2 separate regions of the Homo sapiens genome follow, and region 1 is linked to region 2. A link is a loop called in an ENCODE intact Hi-C map of the cell type or tissue named here. Cell type or tissue: heart left ventricle. All regions are shown on one strand. Links, peaks and the distances in the headings refer to the core of each region. The heading gives the core; the rest is flanking DNA. Region 1 has its middle 41 kb from the start of GCM1. Region 2 overlaps GCLC-AS1 (GCLC antisense RNA 1).

Evidence for each region. Peaks named below come from ENCODE experiments on the same cell type or tissue, not always from the same donor. Only the 100,000 strongest peaks of a DNase experiment are listed, where the experiment ranks them.
Region 1: a loop joins it to region 2, with 3 times the contacts of the local background. A loop is called at or near these places in 23 of 110 quality-filtered maps.

The regions. Positions count from the first base shown.
Region 1 is chr6:53,105,973-53,108,893 of GRCh38, forward strand. No RefSeq gene overlaps it. Among named protein-coding and RNA genes, the nearest start is that of GCM1, 41 kb to the right of the region's middle. In heart left ventricle, for the core only: no CTCF peak of the experiment used is centred there; no DNase peak of the experiment used is centred there; H3K27ac peaks cover 206 bases.
Region 2 is chr6:53,491,578-53,494,498 of GRCh38, forward strand. The region is part of intron 3 of GCLC-AS1 (GCLC antisense RNA 1); the gene reads left to right. Among named protein-coding and RNA genes, the nearest start is that of GCLC, 52 kb to the right of the region's middle. In heart left ventricle, for the core only: a CTCF peak has its summit at 1,532 (motif pointing right); no DNase peak of the experiment used is centred there; H3K4me3 peaks cover 529 bases.

The DNA of each region.
Region 1 (2,921 bases), core at 236-2,735, 390 kb before region 2:
AGGGGTGTGTACCTCTGCACTATCTCCTAGAGGAGTGGATGTATTTTGAGCACTGCGATATAAAGAGCCAACTGCATGGTGTGGTGCAAAGACCACAAACTGGGTCAGAAGACATGAGCTCAGTGAACCTAGCACAGATCCTGACCCTAGCAGATACTCAGTAAATGTGAGCTGATTCCCAATCAGATCATTATAGTTAACCATTGCAGTGGAGGGAAGACTTCTGTGGCTTCTACCAACACTGTGTCAGAGGAGTTCTTTGCCTGGGTGCCCCCAATTCAAACCTAGTAGATGCTAGGACCATTCAGAGCAAGTGAGAACTACCAACACTGAGGCCTCTACAGATCTTTCAGCTTTGGATCTTTCAGCTTTGGAGCCTTTAAATCTTAAACATGATTCCTTTAGGTCCCTGGGGACCTGAATAAGAAAGAATCATATTCTACCCAGACATGAACGAGTAAGGCCTTCCTCTAACTCAGAATTTGACAGGAGAAGTAGGGAAGTATCATAAAACAGTGGACAGAATCCGGACTTTGGGGTTAGATAGCCCTGGGTTTTTAGTTGTTTTTGTTTGTTTTTTTTGGAGATGGGGTCTCACCCTGTCGCCCAGGCTGGAATGCAGTGGCGTGGCCTCCTGAGTTGAAGGGATTCTCTTGCCTCAGCTCCTGAGTAGCTGGGACTAGAGGGGCACCATGCCCCGCTAATTTTTTGGTATTTTTAGTAGAGATGCGGTTTCACCATATTGGCCAGGCTGGTCTTGAACTCCTGACCTCAGGTGATCTGCCTGCCTCAGCCTCCCAAAGTGCTGGGATTACAGGCATGAGCCACTATGCCTAGCCAGCCCTGAGTTTGAACACCCACCCTTACCAGCATCTACTTAGTCAAAGTCACTTACCACCTGGAGCCTCATTTGTAAACTGGGGATAATGAAAACTACCTGCAGGGTTGCTATGGCAATAAATACTACAGATGTTAGGTCCCAGCACATAATAGGCTCTCCATATGGAATCTATTATTATCTAAAAGGACAGTAACACTTAGGGTCAGTTGAGAAAATAGCTCTGTACTAAGAAGGGACCAATGACTGGGAGATGCCAGAAAGCAGACTCTAAAATCATAAATCTCAAAACAACAACCCTAAGACTGTACTTGTGAGCCATTTCAACTATGTAGTTTATAGGAGCAATCCCTTTACACTACAGCAAGTTAAGCTTCAACTTAAATCAATGGCTGGGCTTGATCCATTGGTAGTGGTTGTCTGAAGTGCTGGTTAAGAAATATTCTGCTGCTGAGTCAACTCAGTAGGGATGCGTGCCATGGCTGACTGATCAGCGATGCCTGCTCTGGGCACAGGATTGGGAAGCAGAGGCAAGTATGCCAAATAGTTACCCTGTGTTCCTCACCCACCAGCGGATGAGACTGCCCTTAATACAGGAAAGAATTTGCAAGTCTAGAGTAGCACTCAGGCTTTGGGTAGCTTAGGGGAAATAAATGAAAGGTAGTGATGCGCCAAAGACTGATGCAAATAGGAAGGTTTGGGAGATTGTGGGAAATCTTGATAGTATGTAGGCAAATTTCAATGATTTCCTAACCCTACCCAGGAGCAGCCCCACAACAGTAGTCAAAAGGGCCTGAGCAATTGCCTCTAAGAGCCAAGAGAAAATTCTGAATATTGGGAAACCCTAAGTCAGTCCACAGAGCCTGAGTTAAAGTGCAGGAGGAGATGGGAAGCACAACAGAGTATAAGGTAAAATTAAAGCAAATGCCCAACCTTGTCTTTGGAAACATTCGATTAAGAAGCAGTAGCTTGGGCCGGGCGCGATGGCTCACACCTATAATCCCAGCACTTTAGGCCGAGGCTGGTGGATCACCTGAGGTCAAGAGTTAGAAACCAGCCTGGCCAACATGGTGAAATCCCGTCTCTACTAAAAAATAAAAAAATTAGCTGGGTGTGGTGGCGCATACCTGTAATCCCAGCAACTTGGGAGGCTGACGCAGGAGAATCGCTTGAACCTGGGAGGCAGAGGTTGCAGTGAGCCAAGATCATGTCATTGCACTCCAACCTGGGCAACAAGAGCGAAACTCCATCTCAAAAAAACAAACAAACAAACAGAAAAACACTAGCTTGGAAACAGCCAAAATGGTCGAGAGCAAGAAAGCCTTAAATGTCCCACAAAGTAATGCTCCTTCCAAAAATCTAATGGCCTTCCTGTAATTGCTGAATGACGTCTCAATACATCTGTTTTGAGAGCTCTAATCTTGAGCAGAATTGAGTAAGAAAAAGTACAGCCTGTTTCTTTCTTAATGATAGAGTAGAAAAGATGACCTTTATAGAGGTCATGGAGATTATAAATAGCAAATTCCTATTCCTAGCCCTGCGTGCCCCCTGCCCCAACTCAACAAGAAATAGCAGCATTTGAAGCAGACCTTCTGAGTTAGGAAAAATAATCCTGAAGAACTTGAAGAGTCAGGAGAAAAGTAAAGATCAAGAGCCTTAACTTTAAGAAAGAACAAGTTTTGGAACAGGCTCTTCTTCTCCTACCAAGACTGTCATTAAGCAGGTTTCTCTTGACGTGAGAACAGCTGCTCATGTGGCCACTTTGTTGCTTGTACCCTGAGGGCCAGCTGCATGAAGGGGCATGGTACAGCTCTCCCCCTAATCTTTTTAAGTTTTTTTTTTTTTTTGTAAATCTTTTTAATTTTGGTACCATTCCTACTGAAGTCTTTCTGAGACAGCCAATATTCTTTTGTCTTTTCTTCCTACATTTTCCAATGGCACAGCAGACTGGGAAGCACCTGTGAGTTTTTCACATTTTTTGGCAAACATTAATATATCAATTCTGGCAAATGCAGAGAGGCATTAAAAGAAATTTGGAATTGCCCATAAACTTACCATCAGAGATAACCACTGTTTACTTTCA
Region 2 (2,921 bases), core at 157-2,656:
AGTCTTTATAGTAGAATGATTTACGATCCTTTGGGTATATATCTAGTAATGGGATCACTGCGTCAAATGGTATTTCTGGTTCTAGATCCTTGAGGAATCACCACACTGTGTTCCACAATGGTTGAACTAATTTGCACTCCCACCAACAGTGTAAAAGCATTCCTATTTCTCCACATCCTCTCCAGCATCTGTTGTTTCCTGACTTTTTAATGATCACCATTTTAACTGGTGTGAGATGCTATCTCATTTTGGTTTTGACTTGCATTTCTGTATTGACCAGTAATGATGAGCTTTTTCCCCATGTTTTTTGGCCCCATAAATGTCTTCTTTTGAGAAGTGTCTCTTCATATCCTTTGCACAGTTTTTGATGGGGTTGTTTGGAGAAATCATTTTTAAATACAAGATATTATTAATAGAGGACATAAAATAGGATACCAAAAGATGACAGGAAAAGTGCATTAAAGGAAAGAGAACATTAGAAACAAATAGGAAACTAACAAGATGGTAGACTTAAACTCAACCATATCAATTATTACAGTAAATGTTAATGAACTAAGCACTTCCATTAAAAAGGATAAAAAAAGAAAGACCCAACTAGAAGCTGTTTAAAGGGAAACACTTTAATTCTAAAATCATAGCTAGTTTGCAAGTAAAAAGATAGAAAATATTTATTATGTAAGCACTAATTGTAAGAAAGTTGACATGGAGTATTAATATCAGACAAAGTAAAGTTCAAAACAAGAGTATTCCTAGAGATTAAAAAGGGATACTTTATTATGATAGAAGGATCAATTCATCAAGAAGACATACAATTCCTAAGTGTGAAGATACCTAACAGAGCTTCATAGTGTATGAGGCAAAAACTGACAAAACTATAGAGAAACAGACAAATCCACAATCAAATTTTGGGATTTTAACATTCCACTCTCAGTAATTGAAAAAAAAGTAGGCAAAGAAAAGCAGCAAGGATACAGATGATTTGAAGAACATTATCAAAAATTCAACTACTAAAGAAAACTACACACTATACACACCAATTATATATTATTCTGAAGTGTACATGGAATATTCATCAAGAAAGACTGTACCCTGGGCTATTAAAAGGTCAAACATTCAACACATTGAAATAACAGAATATTCTATGATCAAAATGAAACTATACTAGACATCAATAATAAAAAAGACATCTAGAAAATTCCCAAAGGTTTTGAAATGAAGCCACATTCTACTAAGTAACCCATGGCCAAAGAAGAAATCACAAGGGATAGTAGAAAACACGTACGAAGAACAACAATGAAAGTACAATATAACCGAACGACCAAGATGCAGCTAAAACAGTAATAAATGTGAAATCCACAGTTTTAGCTACTTATTTTGGAGCACAAGCATATTTCTATTTTAAAATGAGAATGGAAAAATATATTTCGATGTGGAATTTCGTTTTATAGCAAATGCGCTCTGAATGTCTCTGTGAATTGAGGAATATTTGTACACCAAATGAAATAAAAAGGCACCTACTGAAAAGATCGCTAGAGGGCACTATTATCAAACTTCCAGAGGAAACAGTTTTTAGTGTGGATAACTTAAGAAATGTTGTTAGCTCTAAAACTGACTCAAGATGGCATTGAGATTTTATTCCTCTGTTTTATAGATGAGACAATTGAGGTCCAAAGAAAGGAAATGACTTGCTTAATATCATACAAACACTAGTTGTAGAGTCAGAACTAGAACCCCAGTCTCCTGACTCATTAGAGAATCACATCATGATTCTGCACAAACTCAGACAGACCCAGACTTTCCTATACACTTGTGGCAAATGAGAGGCTCTTTTCCACTGGGGTTGCCCAGCTACTGTAATGCATGCCTGGCGTTGCTGGAGCTGCTGGATAGGGCTGGGCACTGGGGGAGTGTGCTCTATGGAGAAAGCCTGCCTGAGAGTGAAACCGTTATAGTGGAAGGTGTAAGCCAGGAATCGGGAGACGGGACTTGAGAGCATTTGAGCCAATAACCTGTGCCTGAAGCTAGTGCCACCTCTTGGACGTTTCTGTGATATTAGCTGGTAGGTTTTCTTTTTTTCTAAAGCTGGTGGGTGTGGGGGTTTTCTGTCACTTGCATCCAAAATTTCTGAATATGCCAAGCGTCTCTACTTTGCAGAAAGACCAATAGTATTCAAAACACATGGCTTTATTTTGGACAAAGCCAAAAAAGGTTCTGGGAAACTCACCAGGACTGTTTGAGAGGTGATAAAAACATATGAAGAGCTTCTCATGTTTCATTTTCTAGAAATTTTAGATCCTAAGTCATCAGTATGATTGTTTTTCTCTGCTGACTTCATTGCATTCTTGGAAGGCTAAATTATTTCAAAGGAGACTATTAAGAAAATGTGTGTTATATACTGGTAGAAAGTAGATGCAGGTTGTGTCGTCTTTAATATAATAGTGTTGTCACACTCTCCAGGGGCAGAGTAGGGAGCAAACATGGCTTGCCTGAACAGTTTATGTCCTTTGCTTTTATGTACATTGCCTTATTTCCACCACATAGCAAATCGGCGAAGTGTTCTCATGTCTATTTCACAGATGATATATAGACAAAGTCTAAAGTCACCCAGCTAGTATGTATAAATATTAAGATTGGAACTCAGTTCTATACTTTTGCTTTTATGCTAGAAGTACTTGTATCCTGTCCCAACACAATGCTGATAAACTTCCTAGGAACTTCAGAATGAATCACTTTTGATTGAGATGTTGGCTTTTAAACTGCTTTCATTTGCCATGATGAAAGTGTAATGTATTAAAAGGGCATAAAAATGCAGTTTTTCAACACATTCGCCACGCTATGATACAGTTTGGCTGTGTCTTCACCCAAATCTCATCTTGAATTGTAGCTCCCATAATTCCCACGTATTGTGGGTGGGACCTGGT